Regions from separate parts of the Homo sapiens genome. Here region 1 is linked to region 2. The links are chromatin contacts, found by Hi-C or POLR2A ChIA-PET in ENCODE. All regions are on one chromosome and are shown on one strand. Each heading gives the region's core, a stretch centred on a gene start or an enhancer-like site at or near the end of the contact. The rest is flanking DNA. Distances are from core to core; before and after follow the strand shown. Region 1 overlaps SLC22A15 (solute carrier family 22 member 15). Region 2 overlaps SLC22A15 (solute carrier family 22 member 15).

Evidence for each region. A loop is a pair of places that touch in the nucleus more often than their neighbours do. ChIA-PET counts read pairs that join two places held with the same protein, here RNA polymerase II (POLR2A).
Region 1: a map of ovary shows a loop between it and region 2 (15-fold over the local background). The contact joins two enhancer-like sites. A Hi-C loop is called at or near these places in 1 of 168 maps with a recorded cell type or tissue (ovary). POLR2A ChIA-PET finds 5 or more read pairs at or near these places in 1 of 52 experiments (BJ).

Annotation. Positions count from the first base shown.
Region 1 is chr1:116,063,379-116,070,608 of GRCh38, reverse strand. It overlaps SLC22A15 (solute carrier family 22 member 15), which reads right to left. Exons shown (of 12, transcript NM_018420.3): 10 at 6,101-6,173; 11 at 3,901-4,089; 12 at 555-3,590. The coding sequence ends at 3,501. Among named protein-coding and RNA genes, the nearest start is that of MAB21L3, 44 kb to the left of the region's middle. RefSeq lists an enhancer at 2,710-3,909. Within about 2 kb of position 2,922, at least 4 of the 41 ENCODE cell types and tissues checked have a DNase peak (open chromatin) inside an H3K27ac peak, as active enhancers do.
Region 2 is chr1:116,003,860-116,011,559 of GRCh38, reverse strand. The region is part of intron 2 of SLC22A15 (solute carrier family 22 member 15); the gene reads right to left. Among named protein-coding and RNA genes, the nearest start is that of SLC22A15, 31 kb to the right of the region's middle. Within about 2 kb of position 4,984, at least 3 of the 41 ENCODE cell types and tissues checked have a DNase peak (open chromatin) inside an H3K27ac peak, as active enhancers do.

The DNA.
Region 1 (7,230 bases), core at 1,673-4,172, 61 kb before region 2:
GTATTATTGCATAAAATATATACATTTTTATGATTCATAGATATTTTATATATACATATATATTTGTAGGTGGGGAAGTATGACACGATGAATATGTAAAATGCATTTCTTACTGTGGGTTATGATAAAAAAAAAAAGGCTGAAGGCCAAGGTACCAGGAAGGTGAAGAGATGCTGTGTGCCAGTTTACCATATCTACTATAGTATCTCTTATTTTATTAAGGAAGCATCCTTTTATTCCTACTCTGCTAATAGCTTTTATTTTGAATGGATGTTGAATTTCATCAAATAATGTTTATTTTTCTATTGAGGTAATCATAAGCTCTTTCTCCTTTGATGTACTACATTGATGGATTTTCCACAATGCATTGTCTTTGCATATTCCTCATTCTAAAAGTATTTTGATAGTTAACTTTTGTGTCCATCAGTCTACAACTTTCCTACAACCCCTGTCCCACATATTACTTAACTTTACTAGCAGGTTCTGCATTTGCCCAACTTGTCAAAGCTACTACTGTAGATTTTGAGACATTCTGGGAGAACAAAAAAAAGGTCTATGTTTTATGATTCTTTATTACATTCACAAGAAGCCAAAATATCTGCATTTTATTTAGCTTAAAAATGTAATCATTTATAGATATTTTTCCAATTTAAGAACCAATGATAAAGCATTTGTATGGAGAAGTCCTAATGTGAAGCTGGTTTTTAATTCTGATACAGTAGTGACAATTATTTCAATATGTATTTGTTATGAATATAAATCACCTACTAAAAGTATCTTCATCAATTTGCCCACCATAAAAATATCTGTCTGATTTATGGTTACCTAAACAGTGTCTCAGAAACTCATTTTCTTCATTTATTTGCCTCATTTTGTTTATTTGCTCATTTTTAAATACTAAAGAATATCTGCATTGCTTGAAAGTAGCCAAATAACAAGTATTGGTTTTACTGGGCTGTGGTTGTAACTCACAAAATCAGAAAATTTCAACATGGTTTCTTTCAAAATATTTGTGAGGTGTAAATATTTTGGACAAGCTGCTAATGTGAACTTTCACCCTGGAAACTCTGGGGTTTCTTATATATCTTACATTTATTTTTCTTGCTTTATTTTAGGAAAAAAAATTTTTAATTTTGAATAGAATTAAAAAAACAGGATACTTTTTACAAACCATCCGCACAACCAAAATACATTACCTGTCAATGAAAAGTTTTCCAATAATTTAATCAATGCAAATATACACATATACACATTCTCTACATCAATAGTATTCAACAGTTTTTATCAAAAGGAGAAAATTTTGATTTTATAAAGGCAGTGGAAATAAAAAACAGTAATTATTAAGTTTTGCTCAAGGACCATCTAGAAGGAAAATTTAGTGACACATCTGAAATAAGCAACTGATGGCCAGCCTAGCCTTATTAAGTAACACATATTCAAATTGTAGATCTCCCCCTCCTATCTTCCACCCCATAGCTAAGAAAGGAAACCCAGGGATAGAACTAATTGAACTCTATTAGCCAGAGGCAATCGAACCCAGTGCCAATAGAGAGATGGACTCCCAATTAGTCTTCAAATGGAACAAAGTCATAACACTGGTTTTCTTTCGATGTTGGACGTATGGGTGATACGTTTCTAAATTTATAGTTTCCAAATTTTCTGTAATGAGATATATTACTCTTATAATACAAAGAAAGCTCCAACTAATCAAAAATTATATATATGTTAGTTCACTGTTTTAAATGCCCAACCACCATTTAAGAATAACTTTTAAGTGTCTTTGTAAGTTCTTCCTCTCTTCCTATTCTGATGTTGAGAAGGGGTCTATTTTCCAGAGAAAGTTAAGCAGGACTTGACAATTTGGGAGTTTGGGTCAGATTTGCTTGGAGTTTGTAAAAATTATACTGGGAGGAGTTCCACAATCTCCCTGATGGCTAGAAACAGTAATATTTACTAGGTTCTTACTGTGTCTACGCCAATGTTCTGGGCACAGCAGGGAAAAATAAACAGTAGTAGAGATGGCCTCTGTTTATGAAGAGCCCAACTAATAATCAAGGGCATAAAAGACATAAAAATAACAATTACAAAGGTACATACTGATACAGTGGAAACCAGAAGTCAGTGTGCAAGAAAACATGACAGTATTTGGAGCCAATTGGGGTGATGCTTCCAGCACTTCCAGAAGCAGCCACAGTGACGTCTTCTATTTACCTCTAATTCAATTTCTTTTTCTCCAAGAGGTTAGTAGAAATGGAAATTCTGAAAACACAGAAATTTTCCTCACTGGGAAAGTGACCTAAATCAATGCTGCCTAAGCTTGTTGACTCCAGGTTTATATTCCTATTTGAGATAGTATTCAAGTTTCATGAGAAAACATGTTTTCAAGACATGATTTTAGGAAATCAAATACAAGATTCACTTGAAAGTTGGTAGCACTTAATGAAAAACCAAGGTTTCCCATGAAATTACTGAACCTTCCATTTTGATTAAACAGATTGGGGCTGATCTAGGACAAGAAGTTCTTAAATATTGTCCAAATCCCTCATGGCACAATGCTGAAAGCAAAACAAACAAAAATTTATCAAAGATAATTTCATTTTCTCTCTTATTAAAAACTGCACCTTTTTTTTCCTCCAGGTGCTCAACATGTCACTGTTTAACTGCCCTCTACTTAAAGCTTTCTCATTTACTATGCATGATTTTGAAGTACTAGAATCTCAGATGGAAATTTTTCTGGATGTGCATATTAGTGGGAAAGGAAGAAATCATACAATATAGTATCCAAGGGAGCTGACAGGCAGCCAGAGCTACACCCCTGACTCTGAGTAAACCGCTTTGGTATATCTGGCTTTTCCTAATGAATCATCTGTGGGACTCAAGGCACCAGCAGCCCAAGTCAATCAGCAGGCTGGGAACCAAGCTGAGGACTCATATTTCATCAGCTAAGAAAAAGCTGGAGGGTCTCGGGACACACAGATGACCTCTGGGTGCTTTTCCCTGGACACAAAATGAAAATGCTGATGTTAACCTGTACCAGAAGATTCCTGAGGAGCAACTGATAGGGGCAAATGTCCAACATGGTATAAGGATTAAATCTTAATAATAGCTTATCTTACCCCACCAAAATGGTGAGAAATTTTACATATCTGCCTTTATTTAGATCATGATGAAGGAAAAGCGACATGATGAAATCTCTAGAAACAAATGAGCCTACCACTTTGGAATGTGGGTTTGGGCTGTTCTGCCAGATGTTATGATTCTGAGTAGAACTTAAATTCTAAACAAATTAACAACTATTCTCTCAATGCAGTGATGTTGTCTTTCATGAAATCTCTTCTCCAACTTCTGTGCCTAAAAACATCAGTCCATGCCAGGTACCATCTATGTACATTCAAGCCAAGCCTCTATTTTTACAACTCTCTTAGGAGTCATGGAAGAACCTGCCTTAGCCAGAGGCATAAAAGACGATCCTTTGCTTCTTAGGGGGAATCTGGGGCTCTTCACTTGATCATCTGAGTCTCTTCATCTGCATCATAAAATTCTTCCTCTTCCTCACTCTCACTCCCTAAAGAGCTCTCCTTGTCCACACACTGAAACAGGAAAGAAGAAAAGGGCAGTGAAATGATGTTATGACATTTCTGAAATGGAAACTACCATCTAGCTATTCAACTGACAAATGTATTTATATGACATTCATTCCCCCAAGAAATAGCCCCTAAAATATTCTAGGAAAGCTAATGAATCATCGATCATCCTTATTTCTCTGAAAATCAGCTGCTGTTAGATCCCACTTTTGTTTTCCAGCAGTTTTACTCAGTTCTATTTAATTTAACGCAAACCTTCTTTTTTTCATTAACTGCCACTATCCAAGCGGTATAATAATTAAGAAAAATATCACACCTGTTGGGGGTCCAAAGCCTGTAAAGATAATGCTTCTTCTCCCAGCCTGCGATACGAATACACCTGAAGGTCGGAGAATGTTTCTAGCAGCGGACTGTTAAGGGTCTCCGGCAATAACAAACTCAGGAGGCCGGAGGTCAGACCCGTGGCTCCGAAGACAATGAATGGTAAAGACCATTGCACATATTTCTGCAGAGGCGGGGAGTGGAATGAAAATAAACCAGAGAATTAGTTTCCTTAGCATGTAATACAAGCAGTCTCATGACTGAAAAACTGTCATGTTTACCACCTAGTTCATGACCTCGCACTAGACAACACTATAAGCCACTTCTTTCCACATAAAGAATTATCCTGGGAAATCAGAGAATGATTCCTCAGGCATGTAGAGATGGGAGTGAGTAAATAAAAGGACAGCACTAGTCTGTACATTAGAAGCAGCAATTTCATGTCCGGGGTGGGTACTGTAGGAGAAGAGGCCAGGCTGCCTCTGAGCAGGCAGGCCTATATGGCCAGAGCTGACAGGACATCTTGTAGTTCAGCTTCCATTCCAGGTGAGCACACTTTGCACAGAGGCATCCCAAAATACTTGCTGATGATGAACTTTAAAGTTCTTAATCCTGGAATTGGCCAAACCATCCTATATACCTTAAGACCGTAACTGAGAGTTCCAGGGATTAAAGGTGTAAAAACTCTTTTAAAAAACCAACCCTACGACATACATATGGCTTATAAACTTCTAAACTGAACATGGTTAAGGGCTGGTGATACAAGCAATTGTTTCAGAGATCCAAAACATATTCTCAGGAAAACGGAAACATTTCATCACAAAGAGATTCAAAGAAAACATGAAAAACAGTTGCTTCCAGGGTGTTTCTCTGGGGCTTTTCTGAGCTGATCAACATTTTAGAATTCCTGCTAAGCTTTATGATCTTCTGGTTTAGGCTTCCAAATTTCGTGGGTAGGTCCACTACTAATTAGGATTTCCCCTCAGACAATTTTTTCCTGATTTTTCAAAGTGAAGAGATGATGGAGAAGGAGGTGGAAAAGGGAGAAGGGGGAGGAGAAGGGAGAGATGGAGAGAACCGAGCAGAAGACAGGGATGAGGAGGAAGAGGGAGGAGGAGAATCTCTCATCTCTAGCCATCTACACTCAAACATATGTCCAGCACTGTGGGCCTGTTGTTGAAACAAGGGGAACACACACTTTCCCTTCTTCTAACCTTGTAGGAAGCAACAGAGACACAGTGCTGGGTATTATAATGTTGTAGGATAGCTATCCAAAGTCAGATATCTCTAACAGTACCTATATTTTGCAGAATAAAACACAGACCTACATGACTCCTTTAGGAGAAGGGTCTTGTGAACTAAAATTAATCATGAGACATGGAGAGAGATACTCTGAGAAGGGAAATGTACTGCACCTCAGAAAATGAAAAGGTTATAATGGCATTTCAGAGACCTGCCTAAGTAATGAACAGTTGTCTACAGAACAGGTCCACAAGTCCCACATCAAATCTAGTTGCTTTCAAAAAGTCTTGGCTGTGGAAAGTCACAAATCAAACCAAGGAGAGACTTGCGTAGGGGTCCCCTGGGTTCTTTCACAGAATCTGAGCATTTTAAGATGAAGGATTTTAGGGCTGTCATTTAATCTGGTTCCCTTTCTTTGACTATACAAGTTAGAAAGTTTCAAAAAAAAAATATTAACAGACACAGTGAGAGACATATTTCTCCTCTAATGTTATTTTCCAGGAGGTGTGTTCTTGGGGGAAGGTATTTAACCTCTCTGTAGCATGTCTCATATTTAATACAGGGGTAACAACAATGCCTTCCTCTTATGGTTACTATGAGGACTGCATGTGATGATATGTAGAAAGTGCTTGGCATAGAGCCCAGCACACAGCAGAAGTGTCATACATACTTATTAGTTGACTAACTTTTTCATGGGGACAGGAATGGGGCACACTGGCATTAGCAGACCCTCCAACAAATCCAGATGAACAAAAAATCAGACCCACTGGAGGCAAATGAATCCTCGATAAGAGTCCATCTGCCCTGACGGAATACTATCTAAAAGGGCCAAGGTTCACATTTGTGTCAGCTGATCTTAAATGACATCTGTTCATCACCTCTTTCTACTAAAAAGCATAAGCATTTCCAAAGCAGAGAATCAAGAAAAACAAAACTAGAAGGTACAAACCAACCAGTGAGGGGATGAAGGGAGCAATAATCCCACCAACTCGGGAGAACATGGAACAAGTTCCAAGCCCAACATTCCTGAAAAGCATAAGTAAAAATACATCAGTAAGTTCTAGCGGAGGAATTAAGAGACCCTTGGGGGGCAGCAGCGGGCCTTGAATAACATGTCCTGAAGTGGAAGCACAGGATCCTAGAGAACAGTGGGTTCTAGAGCTGCCTACTAGATGTTCCTGAGATGCTAGGAATGTTCTATAATTACCCAGTCCAATGTGGAAGCCACTAGACACAAGCACTACTGAGTGCTTGAAATGCAGCCAGGAAGGATGAAGAACTGAATGTTTAATTTATTTAATTTTAATTAATTTACACTTAAATAGCTACATGAAGCCAGTAACTACCATATTGGACAGTGGATCCACAAAGGATGATATAGAAATGAGCATTTGAATATTTTTAAGTTAAAAGTTCTCATGGATTTTCATGCCTTAGATCTCCTACAGACTGCCAGGGTTTTATGATCTGAAAAGGCTGCTCATTTATTTAAACTCAACTAACTAATTAACAATTAACAGGTCAATCATATAAATAGAAATTGACTAAGCGTGTACTGTCAGGAAACCAAGAACACCTTTATGGGGAGTGCAGGCATAAAAAAGATAGGAAGGAGAGAGGGAGGGAGGGAGAGAGAATGATAATTAATGGTTTTGGGTAGAGGGATACAGCACTCTGTAATCCCAGCTGAAAAGTTCATACCCACATTTGCTCTCAAAATTGTCCCAGAGTGGACAAAATCATCATCCTAGTTTTATAGCCAGTAGCCAGGTAAAGTAGGTTATAGGACCAGCTAGGAAATTACTAGCCAATTGCAGACACTCTGCTCTCTTACTAGGAAAAATAATTTTAAATTAACAGGCAGAAAGAACCATGAAGCTTCTTGCATGGATAAGGGAAGGAGAAGGATTGTTTGGAATGATCCTCTAAAAGACTGAGAAAGAGCTGGCTGAGCGAATACCTGCCCAGGCCACAGAAGCAGTTCTGCAAAGCCTCAGCTGCACCCCCATCCTTCAAATTTGGGTGTGTTTCTTGCTTTCAGACTTATTTTATGAAGGGAAATTTAGGCTGGATATTTATTCTT
Region 2 (7,700 bases), core at 3,735-6,234:
CTAATTAATTATTTGCTGAATTATTTATGTAAGAAGAGCAAGTGCCATCGTCTTATAGGCATCTTCACACACAATATCTCCAGGTCATGACTTCAAGCATCAGGTTGTGGGTTTACGGGCATACAGGGAACTACCTAATTGGTCACCATTTCCTTGGAGCCACCGAATGCCATTCTCTTGAAAAGGAGTGTAGACAGATTTAGAATTTGAGGGGGTTTCCTTCTTCCTATAGCCAATCTGACAGCTAGAATACTTGATTTTATCTTTAGCCCCTGAAAGCACTTTAGCTGGTCCACAAATATCCCCACTGAGAGAAGGATATACAATCATGCAGGGATAAGAAATGTGCCATGGATGATTCACAGTATATCAAGGAACCTGCAAGCCAGGCAGGGGCTGTGGCAGTTTAGACAGTAGTACCTAGCCCCTCAGCTGGCTGCTGTATCCCTTCTAAAAGGCAGACTTTTTCAGGGACCCACATAGTTCACTAGTCCCAACACAGCCTTCTCTGAAAGGAGGACGCACCACATGACTGTTCAGGGCATAGCCCACCTAATCATAAAGGAAAGGAAGACAAAGGGCAGGTCACCCTGGTTGTCCAAGCAGGTCAACCAAAATGGGCAAACAAGACTGGGCCCGTGCCTATTGATCGAGCCTCTTGTTGCTGGAGGTCATGCTTTGATGAAAACCAAGTCATATTATAACTGCCACAGCCCTACCCAGACTCCTAGCTTGTCAGTATTTCAAGGCTGCGGGGATGAAGCCAATAGCAGCTTCCTAGGATCCCTGCAGCACATCCATGAGGGCTCTACGCAATCAGAGAGTCGCTATGGTCTCCTGTGAAAAATTCTGAATGGCTCTGATAACAATTCCAACCAAACTTCAGCCCTCCCCTGGCCTGTATTTAAAATAAAAATAATTACAACTTTGTACATGAAAATCTAACTTCAGGAGAAAATCAGGTAATCAGAGGCCTCCTGTGACTAGGGAGTACTTGGACAGGGTATTTCAGGAACAGTTTCATGGTGATTAACTAACTTGCTTCATTTCAATGTAGTTGTCACTCTGAATTACCACTTAATGGGTGAAGTCTGCAGGCTATAACAGTCAGTAGTACAGGCGTAAGGAAGCAAGACATTAAAAAAAATTAGCCCCTAAAGCAATTAATTGCAGTGAATTTTTCAAATAGTTTTAATACTCTGTCTTTTGACCCCAGGGTATGGCTTGGGGAAAATATATTAATCTCAAGATAACAGTCAGTCAATTTCAGCTCTTCAATATCCACAGTGATATTAAGAATTCCAACCTTACACTTTTTGGTTGCAAACATTAATTAAGCATGATAATTGTGTGTCTCCGTGATATTTGGTGCTTTCTGAATGAGTCAGAGCTCAGGGAATAATCTGAATACAGCAGACAGCAATTTGCTACATAAATTCGCTCCAATAGCTATTAGCTCATTTTAGAATAGTCAAGACTCCTAGATTAGAGTTTTGCATTAAATACCAAGTTAATCACATCCACCTAACCTTTTATTTGCCCTTCCCAAAAACTCTTCTAAAGAAACTTCTGCAAGGCCTGACCCAAGTGTAATAAGGTGCAGGGTAGACGTTAAAAATGTGTGTTTTTAACACAGTATCTTTAAACTATAGAGTTTCGTAGAATCTCTCTTAATATTTATCTTCCAAAATTTTATGTGACGGGTCAACAGGGCTTCATATTTGTTTTTTAACTTTGATTTCAAACAAGATTATTTCAATATGAACCAAACATTACCTATATACCACAGATTATATATTAAGGATATTCACCAACTTAGTGACATGTTTAGGTACCAATTTCAATACTCCTTTAGAGATTTGCAGGAGCAAGTGAGAGTCTAGTGAAGTCATTGAAATTGACTTAATGCTAAGAAATTAAGTGGAGGTTTTAGTTTGGCACTGCACTTCATTGTAATAAGGATGAACTCAACACAGTGCAGAGACTAGTGGTTCCTCAAGAACACCGGCTAAAGTGTAACTGATGCCAACATGCTGCCTGGTGCTGCTGGCCTTGGCTGCCCCTTGATCACCATTCACATTATTCTCCATTCTGCTGCTGTCTCTCCTTGATTCTTATCATTTTGTTAGCAGCAGCAGGAAACTTTCAAGCTACCTATACCACACCAGCACTTGGAACAGCACCCAGACAGGCCTCTAAAGCACAAAGCAGAAGTACAGTGCGTGAACTAACATATAATTCACACTCTGAACGGTGGGACGGGAGCACACAGCACAGACACTTCATTGGTACCTCAATATAAAGGACTTCAGGAAAAACAAGAGATTCTGTGTTAAACATGTGAAACAGAGGAGGCCTTTGTTAGGTCTCCCTGAATCTATTCAGAGAGGAGAGACATAGTGAATGTTGTCACTGGGGCAGGTGGTTGCGGGGCTCTGAGAATACAGTGAACTGCTGAGAGTATGAGACTTAACTATTGTTCATTCTATTTAATTCTCCTTTGTTATTTTTTGTTCTGTTAGGAAACATGTACATTTATTTGAGCTTGACCAGCAATAAAGCTTAATGTAATCATTACTACTTCCACCGTACTTGAGTGGGTTTTGTGGGGGTGGAACACTGGCCAGGCTCCTCATGAGTCTGACACACATGCCCCAGGTCACATCACCTTGTAGAAGGCAGACGCTGACACCACTCACAGATGGGCTGCCTGCCTGGCCTCCTTCTTTCTGCTGGGCCCATGCCACAGTGGCCAGGCTTGTTTACTAACTGTGGGGCACTGAGGAGGTCACCCAGCTACTCTGAGCCCATGTCTTCTTCCCTTTTTAATTAGCAGACTAGTATTATTGCTTTCCCTTCTCCCCTAGAATTCACTCTGCCCAAAGCACTCTCAAGCAGGTGACTGCGAGCATCTTATTTAGCTTTCAGCCTAATGTGTTGGGGAAGAAATGAAACTTTTTATATGAGGAATGTGAGCTCTGCCTAAATTATTGGGCCCAGAGAGGCACTGGAATGAAGCAGCAGTCATGTCCCCATCTCCCCTTGAGCCAAGTATCATCTCTTGAAGCTGCTTGCTATGTGGACTCTAGATTGATGCCACTGGTAGCTATACATTAACCTAACAATGCTACACACTGGACACCATAACCCCTACTCTATAGTTCAACAATATAAAGCCAATTACTGATCAATGTTATTTATGTAAACTAATGAAAACTCCTAACAAACAATCTTGTATCCACCCACTCCTTGTTCCTCTTTTTGCCTTTAAAAGATTACTTGCCACAAAGATTGAAAAGAGCGCTTCCTACAGTAACCGGGAAGTGTTTCCTGGGCAGCTGTGCTCACCCTGGCTCAAAGAAACTCTTTAAAATTATATTTTGTGCCTCAGTTTCTTCCTTTAGGTTGATATTTCATGCCCCATACACTATCTCCCCACGGTCACTGTGCTAACTGTTCTCAAATCCGCCAAGGCATACTCCCATTGGCTCTTCCTGTCCCTTCACTGCCAGTGAGCCAAGGGGCCCAGGCAGAGTCGATCTTCACCCTGTTCTCATGGACATGTTTCTGGGGCTGCCACAAATGGCTGGCGGTGGCAGAGGTGCTGAGGCCCTGGACCCTACTCCTCTGCAATGACAACAGCAAAGTATCTAGCTCTTCTAAATACTGAAATGCCAACTAAGATACCATTTAAAACTAAAGGCTTCTATTCTTTTTTGTTTTTTAAAAAAGCTTGAAAATCACTAGTGAAGTGGAAAGAATATGAGCTCATTGAATCCCAGACTAGCAGCTTATTAGGTGTATGATTTAGGGAAAATTCTTTAAATTCTCTTCATCTGTTATTTCACTAATAGAGTGGGGTTGTTGGTAGGACTAAATACATAGCATCTATGGAAGGCCTCTGGCAGAGAGACTCCCATCCCAGAGTGCATTTTTAAAAAGTGGTTAGCTGCCTCTTCCCTCTCTCCTATACCTACCAGACCTTATATAAACTTATCTTCTTACCCACAAACTCAGTGCAAAGTATGGAATGATCTTGTCACAGCTGAGGATCCCATGGAGGTTGTGGAGTTCTGTCCTGTTGTGTGGGTCAGTGATGCCAACTGTACTCCTCCAACAAGTAGGCAGGCCACAGCCACCCTTGCAAAGCATCATGAACCCACTCAGGCTGAAGCAGCCAGTTCAGCATCTGGAATGCTTAAAAGATAATTGATCCCAAATCATGACCCCAGAGTTCCCAAAGAGCCCTGAGGGAGGGTGGAGGTGCCACGGGGTGGCAGTATGAGGATCTCATCTAACTGTGCAGCAGGGACAGTCCATGCCCTGCTCCCCATGTTGTTCTGGATACATCTTGGAGCACCTGCTGGAGACTGAGGGTCACTATTTGCACAGGTAATTTGTACCTTGAAATAAACCTCTGAGGGTGGATAATTTTTTGACACCCTGGTGGGATGAGGAATATAATGTGTACCTCTATATCATGGGAAGAAAGTACCAAGTATTTAGAAACGTATAATTATCAATAACTATAATCAAGGTGGATAATAACATATACATCCCAGTCTACGCATCTCAGTGGCTACACATGATGGGAATGAGAAAGAGGACAGATGAATAACACAGGAAGAGGGAGGGAGACAGGGTGAGGAAGCGAGGGTGAGAAACAGAAACAGAAAGGCACACAGAGGCAGAAATGATAAAGACAGACAGAGGGAAAGGCAAGACAGAGAGTGAATGCAATGGATACAGAAAGAGAAAGAGAAACAGAAACAGAGAGGTAAATACAGACAGACTGAGATGAAGAGACATGGGAACAAGCAGAAACAGACACAAACAAAATGACAGAGACAAGAAAGAGCAATAAGGACAGAAGGTGGGGAGAAGAGAAGGAAAGGAGGGAGGGAGGGGACACAGAGATACAGATTGACAAAGACAGGTGGCAAGGGAGACAGCGATTCTTAGATGCACCCCAGTGGGCTAAGATTTAGGTAACAGGAAGGAAAAGACGTAGCTACTATCACAGGTGGCAAGGTGAAGGCTGTCTCAGCCCTTAATTCTTTTCCTCTCAGAGCTGCTTTAAAGATCTTCAGCACTTGCCAAGGAAGCCATTTCATTCAATTTCTCCTGTTTCTAACACTCTTTATCTTGAGAGTAGTAGTTCCCTGGGTTCCCTTTAACTAATTCACCCTTCCTTCTGTCTTCCACCTTCAGTCGGGCACTGTTTATTGTGAGATCCTAGAAGTCAGCATAGGAGATACAGTGGGGACCAGGGTGCCTCATCCCTGTTGTCCTGGAGTGCAGGATCTAAGAGCTCTCTCTTTATAGCAAGCCTTCTCTAACATAAGGCAGGTAACAATTGCTCAGTGAACACTTGTTAATAATGGTATCCCTCTGGAAATATCTAAAAGGGCTCCTAATTATAGATTAGGATACATACAGTGGGATATTCTACATAAATGTTGCTTAGGTCAAGCTGTCACCCTGGTACCACAAGCATTCTAATCAAGATTGCATTGTCCAGTGGTGGTCAGCTGTCCTTCTCTTCAGAGAGCCCATTCGCCAGCAGGAGCTACTATAAGGGGTTGTCAGAAATGAGTGCTTTGCTTATTCTTGATTAAAATAGCAGCCTATTGACTAGTAATAATGAATACCAAAAGTGGTCTAACACTGTGAAATTGAAGGCATTCAAGATACATGGATTATGTCAATATATTAGGGGTACTCCCCACCCTTGCAGGAATTTGTGAGATAATCCAATGTGTAGGTACTCTACCTACAGGGTTATGCTCTCAGCTAAAACTCCTCCTTGGTCCTGAGCCAACATGGACTCTGGAAGCTTCTTTCTCCCTGATGCTGGCTGAGGAGTGGAGGTTGGGAGTAGGAGTGGTGGTATCAGTACCCTGCCTATGGAAAATTGGAGTTTACCTATAGTGACCTACCATGGAATCAGTGTTCAAAACATCTAGGAGACTAAAGAGCTAGGACTTCTCAAGCCTGCAAGACAGTTTTTTATGTGCTACTTTGATTACAAGAATTTAGTTAATAAATGTATATACTGTATATGTGGCAGAATTTGGTCTGGGATTTGCTTTCATTATAATGTAGTAATAGATTTATTGGAGAGCAGACCTATAGTTCTCACCCATTTCAAAATCCTATGGAGATCAATCCTAAGTAAAACCAGGGCTTTTTGGAGAAATGACTAATTTCATGCTTCAGGGGTGAGAGGTACAAGATGAACTTGGAATATCTTGTTATGCCAAAAATTTCTGATAGGCATATCAGAAATGATAGGCATGTCAAAAGGACACAAGAGGGATCCCACTTCCAAGAAGACTAAGTAGGCATGCTTTTCCTTATTCCTTCCACTAAAGAACAGAAACCAATAAAATTCAAAACAGAAAAACGATAGAGAAAAATCAATCAAACAAAATGCTCATTCTTTAAAAAGATCAGTAATATTGACAAATCTCTATAATGACTGAGAAGTAATTAAATAAGAAAAAAAGACACAAATGCCCAATACCAGGTAATAAAAGAAGGGAAATCATTTCAGACCCTGAAAATATCAAAACAATGATAAGGTAATACTATGAACAATTCTACACACATAGATTTGACAACTTAGATAAAATGGACCAATTCCTGGAAAAGTACAAACAACCACAACTCATCCAATACAAAATAGATCATTTGACAAAATAGCCCCAGAAAATTGAATTCATAATTTTAAAACTCCCCAAAAGGAAATCTACAGGTACAGATAATTTCACTGGAGAATTCTATCAAAGGCTTAAGGAATTAATACCAACTCTACACAATCTCTTCCATAAAATATAAAAGAAGGGAACACTTTCCAATTCATTTTATAAAGCTAGTACTACTTCGATACCAAAACCAAAGATAGTATCAAAAAAGAAAACTACAGAGCAATACTCCTCACAAATATAGAGGCATTAATCCTTATCAAAATGTTAGCAAATAGAAATCAGTAATATATAAAAAGAAGCATGTACCCAAAGATGCAAGGCTGGTTCAATATTTGAAAAACAATCTCTGTAATCCATCATATTACAAGATAAAGAAGAAAAATTACACAGTCATTGCAATTGATGTAGAAAAAGTATTTGACAAAATTCAATATACATTCATAATAAAAATTCTCAAAAATATTGGAATGGGGAGGAGAAAGAGCAAGATGGCCGACTAGAACACTCCAGCAGTCATCCTCCCCACAGGAACACCAAATTGAACAACTATCCACAAAAGAAAGTATTACCAAAACACCAGGGGCTTGCTCTAGGTCCTGCTGCTTGCCACACAGAAAACCAATCACTGAGACAACACGTATTGCCAGGGAAGAAGGCTTTATTGGGTGCTGCAGCCAAAGAGATGGGAGATCAGTCTCAAATCTGTCTCTCTGACCAACTAAAACTGAGGACTTATATAACAAGGAAGTAATAAGCTACATGCAGGAAAACAGGAATTAAGGAGAGGTAAGGAAGCAGTCATGATAAATGAGGGGTCTGGCCTTTCACTGTCTGGATGCAGTGATCTGCTGAGTTTCAGTTCCTTGATAATATCTGGGAGGCCTAAGGTTCAGTTTCCTGAGGAAGGAACTCCAATAAGACAAATATAACTTTCTCTAGTTTTAAGAATAGAAGGGTCAATTTCTATGTTTATTCAAAAGAAACCATAAA